Linked DNA regions of Mus musculus: region 1 is linked to region 2. Evidence: chromatin contacts called from ENCODE Hi-C or POLR2A ChIA-PET data. All regions are on one chromosome and are shown on one strand. The core of a region is the stretch at or near the end of the contact, and the rest is flanking DNA. Distances in the headings are between cores, read along the strand shown. Region 1 has its middle 8.7 kb from the start of Gm46569. Region 2 holds the start of Hunk (hormonally upregulated Neu-associated kinase).

Evidence for each region. Hi-C counts contacts between places; a loop is a spot of excess contacts on that map. ChIA-PET counts read pairs that join two places held with the same protein, here RNA polymerase II (POLR2A).
Region 1: a loop to region 2 is called in a map of T-helper 1 cell, with 2.2 times the contacts of the local background. The contact joins the enhancer-like site here to the promoter of Hunk in region 2. A Hi-C loop is called at or near these places in 19 of 37 maps with a recorded cell type or tissue (Patski, T-helper 1 cell, T-helper 17 cell and 5 more). POLR2A ChIA-PET finds 5 or more read pairs at or near these places in 1 of 5 experiments (Patski).

What each region holds. Positions count from the first base shown.
Region 1 is chr16:90,700,822-90,705,918 of GRCm38, reverse strand. No RefSeq gene overlaps it. Among named protein-coding and RNA genes, the nearest start is that of Gm46569, 8.7 kb to the left of the region's middle. Within about 2 kb of position 1,443, at least 1 of the 3 ENCODE cell types and tissues checked has a DNase peak (open chromatin) inside an H3K27ac peak, as active enhancers do; it is heart, where a contact is called at or near this core.
Region 2 is chr16:90,383,381-90,388,595 of GRCm38, reverse strand. It overlaps Hunk (hormonally upregulated Neu-associated kinase), which reads right to left and starts at 2,199. Exons shown (of 11, transcript NM_015755.2): 1 at 1,880-2,199. The coding sequence starts at 2,140.

The sequences.
Region 1 (5,097 bases), core at 194-2,693, 320 kb before region 2:
AAAGTCAAATGGTATCTCTTCCCATCCATGTAGGAAAGTATTTTGAGTTAAAAGGAGCTAGAAATCCAAATTAACAGAGACAAGAATTTTTGAGCTTTTCTAAAAGATAAAGAGAATATATTTTACTTTCCTGACAAGGTTAAAAAAAAAATGAGCTCAAAGTCCAGGGAGATGGTTCTGGGGGTAGAGGCACTTTTGGCTGTGCGAGTCTGGTGACCTGGGTTAGAGCTCCAGAAACCATACAAAGGATGAGAGGGAATGATCTGCAAGGCCGTGCTCTGGGTGAGAGGAGCCCTGTTGAGAGAAGGAAGGCATCTGTCAGGCCAGGGTGAGCTGGTATGATGGTTTGTGTATGCTTGGGCTAGGGAGTGGCACTATTAGGAGGTGTGGCCTTGTTGGAGTTGGTGTGTTAATGTGGGCGTGGGTCTAGTATCCAAGTCCTAGCTGCCCGGAAGTGACTCTTCCACTAGCTGCCTTCAGGTGAAGCTGTTGAACTCTCAGCTCCTCCTGCACCATATTAGCCCGGATGCTGCCCTGCTCCTGCCTTGATGATAATGGACTGAACCTCTGAACCTGTAAGCCAGCCCCAATTAAATGTCCTTTATAAGACTTGCCTTGGTCATGGTGTCTGCTCACAGCAGTAAAACCCTAACTAAGACAGTTGGCGTTTGATGGGGCAGAAACAAGACTATTCTGCTGGAGCAGAGAAGGTCAGGGAGCCGTTCCTTCACTGGGGACGGCTGCCTCACGGTCATTCAAAGATCTTGAGTGATTCTAAGTTTGCCGTGATGCTCACCATGAATCTGTACCGAACGAAGCGCTTCCACTAAGTTTGGAACCATGTTGGTGACAGCCTGGAGAAAGGATTGGGATTAGGAGTCACCTGCTAGCACTGATCAAGGGCTCAAAAAAGGCTTCTAGCATCTGCCTAGAGGGGGGTGGGCAGTGAAAGCAGTCTGTCCTTCAGTAAGGAGAACCTGGAGAGACACCAGTGATAGCAGCCTCTTGCCTTGGCTTCGTTGTGTTAGGTGGCAAGTCATAAAGAGAGGGGTGTTCAGTTTGTTCTCCAGTGTGACTGGTCTGATGAGAGATAGACATCCCATTTGTGGGTGTGGAGGGGTAGAGGTCAGGGTTCTGATTGGAACTTCCTGAACTCCAGCTTTCGGGGCTTTGGGTGGCAGGCGGGGGAGGGGCCCATGTCAGTTTCTTATGGGGAAGAGCTAGTGACTCATCAAAGATTAATGATCATGAGGGGAGGGAGGGTGGGAGAGAAGGATGATGTGGATACAGAGAGAGCAGGAAAGGAGGGCGGAGCTGAACCGGCCATGTAGCACCCTCAGTGATTCTCTGAATCGACATCTCCCAGCGGGGTAAATGACGACAGTCCTCGGGCATTTCTTTCCGACCTTCCTTCTCCTTCCCTGCTGCTCCCAGGACTCTTGATTCTTGCCCTGAGACTATGGTAAGAGGAGGGAGGACACCCAGTACTCTGTCAGGCCAAGTGGGAGAGAAGCCAGACTTGTTCAACATCTGTCCCATCAATCTAGACATGATGCTCCTCCCAGAAGCTCCGAGGAAGCTGGAGGAGACAGAGGCAGCCACCCCCGGGTCACAGGAAGGCCTCTGTGAGTGAGACCCCATCAGGGATGAGAGAGATGGGAGGTCCAGTGTCTCAAGGGTAGGGTTGGAGTCTGCAGTGAACCTCGGAGTCTTGGTCAGTCAGGGAGTCTTAACGACAGTGATGCAAGTGATCTTGGGTTTCCTTTGGGGTCACTCCAAAGCAAGGCAGAAAAGGTAGCTTTCTTAGTTTAAAGAAGACTGAAATTCACTGCCCACTGTTTTCTTTCTGTTATTTTCCTAGTTTCTTGATGCCTGTAACCTCCTATTCTCTGGGACTGCTCCCAACAAAGGAAGATCTACATGCTTTGACTGTAAGAGAAACTAGAGAGGGAGAGAGCCATCCAGAGCCCAGACCTCTCTTTCTAGAGAACTGCAAAACTCCGAGGTGGAAGCAGCTGCCAGTCAAAGGTTAAATAAACATCACACAGATGGGAAGAGTTAGAGAGGGCTTGGGAATTTGCTGGGGTCAGAACCATGTCTTAAAGGGCACACAGAGTGAAGCAAAGGGCTCTATGCAGAGACTGGGTTTAGATCTCTAGCCTTGTTAGGACTGGACATAAAAGGAGCAAGATGAAGTGTTTCTGACATTGCTTTCATCCCTCTTCAAGTCCCAGTGGTTTGAACAAGCAGCAAACCCATTGGCATTTGGCTATAAATGGAACGTGTGCCCTCATCCTCAGTTACATTTAAGAGAGCATCACTGAGCACCCCAGCCTGCCTGGTTCTTAGCTCAGCACAAGGCTAGCACCGAGGCTAGTGTCGAGAGAGGAGAGAGCCTCAGTACGAACTCCAGGGCCATCACCCTGGGAACTCAGGCTAGCAGCACCCTGTTGGTCCCCTTTGGCCCCATGGCAGGTGCCTCATCTAAAAGCACAGCAAGCTGGTAAGTGGCTGGCTGTCGTCATCTGCTAGGCTGCCATAGGAAAACGTCATGGACCATGTGACTTGGGTAACAGCCACGTGTTTGCTTGAAGTCCTAGAGGCTTTAAGTCTGAGGCTAAAGGGAACTCATCTGTCTTTGCAGGCTTAGCCATCTTCCCAGCATGTCCTTGTGGAGGTCTGGATTAGAAACATCCCCCATGGTCTCATGTGTGCCAATACTTGGTCCCCTCGCTGGGGTGCTATTTGGAGAGGTCTTGGGACCTTTGGAAGGTGGTGTCTGCTCACCTCATGTTACACATGAGATACTACCTCCAACCCTCTTGCCACGATATAGACTAGAACCCCCAAATCCTGGAAAGGCTCAGAGAAAGGCACTTCCTGACAATCCAGCCACCAGCCTTGGCTGGCATGGCTGCTGCCTTTGGAATTCTGTAGACCTGTACCCAGTGATGGAGTTGGAACAAGAGCCACATGCTCACACACACATGCAATGGCACCCAGGTAGAGATCACAGGACAGCTAGCTGGGGTCAGTTGTCTTCTTCCACCATGTGCATTCCAGGAGTTGAACTCAGGTTGTTAAGCTTGGCAGCAGGCACCTTTACCCACTGAACCAGCTCGCCAGCCCACATGGATGGGTCTTGAAACTTTTACTATATACTTTGAATGTCTTTTTTTGTGACTGAATTATTCACATTTTCTTACCCTGGCCAAAGTCTTATGCCAAATGAATGGTAGAACCAAAGAGAGGAAGACCATGCCTCAGGGGCCCAGTAAGGAGTTAACAGAACCGTAGAAGAAGATAGAAGTGGGTATAACGTGTTTGGAGGGATACCAATTCAAACAGCATGGTCCCAGATCTAGGTCCAGTTGGACCTCAAAGAGGGGACAAGAGGCAAGATATGCTGGCACAGTCGCTCATCCTAACAGATGGGAGAGGGGTGACGGCTATGGTTGGAATGTGGTTTGTTCTCCAAATCTGTGTGCTTGAGGCTGAATGGTACGGAAGCCAGACATTGGGAGCAGATCTCCTGCCTGATAACCAGGTGGAGTATGGTTCCTTCCATTGCTGTGGGTAGATGGAAGGGGACCCTTCTAGTTTGTCCCTGTGTAGTGTGTTGGGAACTGTTGATGCAATAGCTCGCACACGTCAAAGCCAAGGAGAGCTCGCTTATTTCCCCCTGAGTCAGATTCGAGTGGCCAATGGCTCAAAAAAAGCAATTCAGGTCGTCCCAAAGACACAGTCTACTGTGGAAATGGTTATATGTGATTTTCTTACTTCCAAAACACGGGAAGCCAAAAAAATCAAGACAGTTATCAAATATACCAATGCCAACACAGTGTTGGTGCAGTGCAGCCCAGTGGGGAAACTCCGCCATTGATTGCAGACATGATTGTGGAAACAAGTGATCTGAAAGGATCCGTAAGTAATGGTCTAAGACCAGTCAAAGGGCTGGGCCGTGAATGGCATCAGAAGGGACTGAAGTAAGCCAAGAGAATCTAATCTGCAACATTCTAAGTCTTCATAATCATGAATTCTAATCAGTCATTTAGCTTCGTAGAATCTTCAACACAAACATGGTTACGTGCCTCCCCTCCTCCCCCCAACTGTGGTGATTTGAATATGCTTGGCTCAGGGAGTGGCACTATTCAGAGGTGTGGCCTTGTTTGAGTAGGTGTGGCCTTGTTTGAGTGGGTGTAGCCTTGTTGAAGGGGTGTGGCCTTGTTGGAGGAGGTGTGGCCTTGCTGGAGGAGGTGTGGCCTTGTTGGAGGAGGTGTGTTACAGGAGGTGGGGCTTGGGCTTTGGGGTTTCAGATGCTCAAGTCAGGCCATGTCTCACTCTGTCTTCCTGCTGCCTGTGGATCCAGACATAGAATTCTTGGTTTCTTCATGACAATAATGGACTGAACCCCTGAACCTGTTAGCCAACCCCAGTGAAATCTTTTCTTTTATAAGAGTTACTGTGGTCATGGTGTTAGGCCCTTGGATGTCTTGCCCCATGAGGGGAGATGGGATTGGAAAGAAAAACCTCCCCCCAACACTGCTGATCTCCTCAAAACTATCCGTAGGTGAGATACTGGATGAGAAGTAGTTACTGACGGTTTGGGCACTCATACCACAGGAAGCCAACAGTTTAACCTTGACGATCAGCCATTAACAATCCTTGTCTTAGGTAGTCCGTGGCCTTGTCTGCTGTTGGTAGTTCTTGATCAGACTCCTTCCCAGGCTTCAGTTTCTGTTTATAATGCTGGAAGTCCTCTGAGGACTGAGAGACAGAATTTCAGCTTTATCCCTCTTCTATGGGACATCGAGGAACAGAGAGGCCTCTCTGTTAACTCAGGACAGACCTCTGCCTACTTGATTTCCACTCACTGATATCCCAGAAGGACCAGCAGGAGCTTTGACATCTCCGTGCTTCCGTTCGCTCCTCTGCCTGTGTGGGTGGAAGGGCGCGATTTAGGTTTTTATCTTCCCACTGAGATAAATGATGCCATTCCCATTAGAAGGTAGCGGTGACTGCAATCAGCTTGGCTGGCAATAGCGTTCTTTTCTTTTATAGTAAAATCTGAACAGAGGGTAATCAGCGGCCCCCTAA
Region 2 (5,215 bases), core at 950-3,449:
TGCATTGACAACTATGGTCTTTAACTAGATCTGATCAACTGGTCCAGGGGGAAAAAACCTTATATTCAACAATCCTCCTCTCAATGCAAAGATGAATTGAGCCATCATAAAGACAGGAGGAAATGAGACCCTTCATCTAGACCCCAGTTGGGCAGAAACCTCCCTGTATTTATTCCTGCTAGGCAGGAGCTAACACAGGAGTCCAGAACTGAATCAGGGCTGAACCCTGAATACCCCAGGCAGTGCAGCCAAGGACAAAAGTATTATCCCATGGGGCAAAACTGCCCTAGTGAGGAGCTGAGGTCCAGCCCAACATGGCAAAAAGCTCTAAGAAGTTCTGATCTCTTTAGAGAGGTGATGTGCATAGCCAGACTAAATCCTCTAGATTTTGAGAGCAAAGTCCTTCGCCTCTCCCTGCCAGAACAGAAATGAGCTCCCTGAAATCAGTCTGCATCACTGATGTGTGTCCGGCAGACAGCCCACTGCGCACCAAAAAGTAAATAAATATTCCCTTACTCCACTGAGAACAACTAGGACGGGTCTAAAGAGTTTCTCCTTTGAAGAGCTAATGTGAGTTCATACTGAATGCTGGGTTTTTTTTGTTTGTTTGTTTTTTGTTTTTGTTTTTGTTTTTTTGTTTTTTGTGGGTGTTTTTTTTTTTTTTTTTTTTTTTTTTGCTTGGAAATTCGGGCAAGAGACACTTGAAAATGACTGCTCGGTCTAACCCTGCTTACCCAGTATAAAGGGGCACCCCACTTGGAATGGCTACAGAAAAAGAAGATAAAGTCAAAGGGTGATGGAACCCAGTGCTCAAATGTAGGGGTTTCCAGGACAACAGAAACCAAGAGGAAATCAAAGGTATCCAGAGGCTAGAAAATGACTAGTGTGGTGGCCCTGGCCTGTCACCAGACTTCTCACAGTTCATCACTGTCACAAACCCCTAGGCTGGGCAAGGAAACCCAGAGCAGCAGGCCCGAGGGCTTGGCCCTTGGGCTATTTGCTGCTAGGACCGGCTGAGTTCCCCTCCTCCGCCCGCGCGGACAACCCCCAGCCTGGGTGATTAGAGTATTGGGTCCCTACAAAGATACCAGTTTGGCAGCCCAGAGCAATTCCCTGCCTGAGGCCACCCAGCCTCAAAAGTAAGTCAGCTTCTTGGGTTTCTTTTCACAAATCTAAGTTAACACCTGAGATCTGCCCGCACCCGGCCTGGCAAGAGTTCACTCTCTCACTTCTAATTAGGTCGAAGTAGAGTCCCTCCGGGTGTGGGGGAGGGGCCCCTTTCCTTTACTGTCTTCTAGAAAGATGAAAAGGTATCTGCAAACTTCTAGAGTCCAGGGCCTGTGTAGTTCTGCACCTGCCAAAAGCAGGATCGTTACTCCAACAGTTGCCCCAGCCCACACGGGGGGAGAGGGGAGCTTACAGGGCCCCAACTCCCCTCCACGTCCTCGCCTGAGCCCAGGAGGGATGAAACTCTAAGCAACCTCAGACTGGCTGCCTTGCTCTCCCGCCGCCGCACATTCCACAGGCAAAGCTGAACCCCAGCCTGGATCTAGTTCCCGCCTCTGCACTGATCCATGCCCCTACCGCAGGACCCTCCACCGCCACCTCTCCCCTCCCTTCCCTGGCGTCCGCCAGGCGGCACCCTTCCAAAACAAAACAGAAAGACGGTGCGGGGTAGCTTCGCGGGTACATCTATCTGCCCGGGTACCCCACCCCACGAACGTGAGCCCATCACCACCATCATCCATCAGTAGGTGCCCGGTGGCCCACTAGGAGAGCCTGAGCGTGCGTCTAGCCACACTGGGTTGGAGAGCCAGGCTGAGTGCTCGCGGGACAGTGCTCCCGGGTCCTCCCGCCAGGCCCGCGCACCCCAGCTCACCTTTTCTCCCGTCAGCACGTGCAGCCCCTCGCGCACCTTGGCGAAGGAGCCCTCTCCCAGCTTCCTGCTGCCGATGAGGTAGTTGCCCACGCGCTTGTGGTGCTGGAAGTCCCGGAGCCGCTCGCGGGACACGCCGCTCACCCAGGCGGGCAGGAAACTTCCCTCGCAGGCCGCCGCCGGCCTGGTCGTGTCCTCCGCGCCTCCATCGCCCCCCGGTGCCGCCGGCTCGCCCAAGAGCCCGTCCCCCGCCGCTGCCGGCATCGCGCTCGCTCGGCTCCCGCGCTCGCAGCCGCTCCTCCTCCGGCTCCCGGGGCTGCCCTGGCTCCTCCTGCCGCCGCCCTGGACCCGGCCCCGCCCGGCCCGGGTCTCTGTGCTCACGCCCCCCGCGCCTCTGTGCTAGCGCCGCGCGCAGACAATAGCTGGCGACCGGGCGACCGGGGACCCGCCCCCGAGAAGTTCGTCCTCCGAGGATCGATCGCCCAGATCGCGCCCGCGGTCCCGTCTGGTGCCCCGATCGGCTGTGAGAGGGAACAGCGGCTGCTGGTCCGAGAGGGGCACAGTCCGGTGGCGGAGTCCCCCAAGCCCGGGCGCCGCCGCCCTCTGGCCCGCCGGGTCCTCAGCGGTGCTCCCCGGGGCCGCTCCCGCCGGAGAGGAGCGCGCGGCGGGCTGCAGGCGCCCTCTGGAAGGCAGCAGAAGAAAGCCCCATTCAGTTTGAATTTGCAGAAATTTAATCCGCTCGCGGGCGGCGGGGACAGAAGCGAGCTCCACTCCGCAGCTTGAGCACTTTCAAATCCCTCGTAGCCCCTCCTTCCTTCCCCGCGCGCAACAGCCGAACTCGACCCTCGCTGGAGAGGGGAGGGGAAGGGAGCGGCGGAGTGGGCGGCGAAGCCACCTGAGCGCCAGACAGGGGGACCCCGCGCGGCCGCGTAGACGCGCGCTCCTGGGCTGCCCAAGACCTGCTGCCTCCCGGGGTGCGGATCGCGCAGGTTCTGAGCTTGAGCTTTCTGGCCCTTTCGAGAGTGAATGTCCTCACCAACAGCACCCACCATAGGCAGGGGAAAGAGAAAGAGAAGCTTTGGACTGTAGCAGAGTTGGATACCCAACCCAGAACCTGGCACACAGTAGGGACTATGGAAGATGGGTGGGTGGGTACCTAGCAGGCTATGTGTCGGGGCTCGCACACATACTCGATTGCTGTTGTCCGTGGAGAAGCAGCCGCCACAGCTAACAGTAGTGGCGGCAGCGTAGGAACCAGGGCGTTTGCTGCTTGTGCGCGTTCGTTTGCCCCCTCTCTGCTTTCCTTAGAGATGATGTATTGCAGGGTGAGCCGGACCGGACCGGACCGGAGCCTCACTGCTCCTGAATGCTTTTATTCTGCGGGCTCTGTGAGTGCACTGATTTCACCTAAACAATAAACATAAACAGCCTGAGACACCTACCCATTATTCTCCAGGATCCCCAATATATTCCTGAAGCGAAATGAGAGACACACACACACAAAAAGGATGCGGAGAGGGCTTTCCAAAATGCGACCTGTTGAGGTGCCCGCGTCTAATGCAAATTTAACCTCTGATCACACATCATCTGAGCTCAAAGGGAGGATTCGGTCCTAACAAAGTTCATTTCATTGTTTACCCCGCAGTAAACAGTTATGACATCATCGATCCACATTTATGCTCTGAGGTGGGGGAGGGGACACAGCTGTCACCCATCCAGTCTTGGGGCGGGGAAGATCCCTTTCCTGGCCTATCTAGAAAGTAACCCCCAAAATGACCGTTTTTCAAGTTCAGGCATCTGTTGGTTTGAACCACGCATAAGCTGTGAGTCTCCACCCTTGCTATTATGACCGAGTCTAGTCTTGTCTTGGGTTGGGGTCTCATTGCTCTGGATTTCCTACGTTAAAGACAAGCTTTCCACTGCTTTCTTGCTGTACTTGAGGGACGCCTTAGCTCCTACAGTTTCTGCAGGGCTCATCCAAACATTTTCACGTTTCTAATTCAGTAATTGAATTTTTTAAAGGCAGGAAGTGGGGAGAGGGAGAAGATGCTAGGTTCAAAGTGTGGGGAGAATAAAGCCCATTTTGGGGGTGAAGCCCATTTCCTTCAGGAAAGGATTTAAAGTTTCCCAATATTGCATTAATTAAATTTTAGGAAATTAGCTCTTTGTGAAAATTTAGAGATTCATTTGTTGCAATTTAAGGCAAATCCCAGAGAGTACTCATCGTTTAAGGGGGAGGAGGGGGAGGGTGGGGGGAAGGCAGGGGACGGTGCTTCATAAGTAGTGGAAGTCACTTATGATAAAATAGTGACTTTCTTTCCTCTTAATGTTTTGATTATACCCTCCCAGGGTAGAGGTCAGGAAATGGGTGAAGAAGAGAGAAAACACAGGCCCCTTAAATCTTCAAGCCTCCTGCTATCTGGGTCTGGTCCAAGCACACTGCTGATTCTATTGGCTGGGATGGATGCCAAAGGGAAAGAGAAGTTCAAATCCTACCCCTGCCTGAGCTTAGTAACTGGTTTTTGAATTACAGTTTCTACTGTCTAAAGTGGCCTTGCTCAATAAGGCCAGAGCTTCATTTCATAAGACGAATAAGCACACGAGATACTGGATCACTCTCCCAGGAGGAATTCTAGAAGTACAGGGCAGAGGACCAGTCACCTGCCATTGAAGAGCCTCTACTAACCCCCAACCCACCCCCTGCAAGCTTGTAGGGTTCCTCTAGGCGTTACAGGTTATCTGTCTTTGGAATAGAGAGATGGCTCAATGGTTAAGAGCATACACAGCTCTTCCAGAGGACCAGAGTTCAATTCCCAGAATTTATATTAATTTGCTTGCAATGGCCTGTAACTCCAGGCTCAGGGGATCAAAGGCTCTTTTCTAGTCTCCAAAGGCACCTGCACTCAGATGCACATCACATCACATCAGAGAGAGAGAGAGAGAGAGAGAGAGAGAGAGAGAGAGAGAGAGAGTTTCCAACTGCTGCTTCTGGGTGGTTTTCACCCAACATATGTGTTCCATTAGAAGAAGTCCTTCCCAACCAACGAGCTGCCATAGATGATGGACCCTCGGTTCTTCTCAGGGCATTCCACTCAGCTTCGCATCTGCCTTCTATCCTCCATGTTGCTTACTGGCTGTCTTTCTTTTTAGACTCAGTGGACAGGGGCTGTGCCTGTTTGGTTTGCATTTTGCCCTTTCGGTACCCAGCATAGTGTCTGAGCTGCAGACCTGTCTAAAGAGTATTTGTTGACTGAGTGCAAAAAGGCAATCAGTTCCAGAGTGTCCAGTGACAGTTTCTTGCTTGAGGACAGCAAGACCCCCATCTGCCCTCAGTTTGAT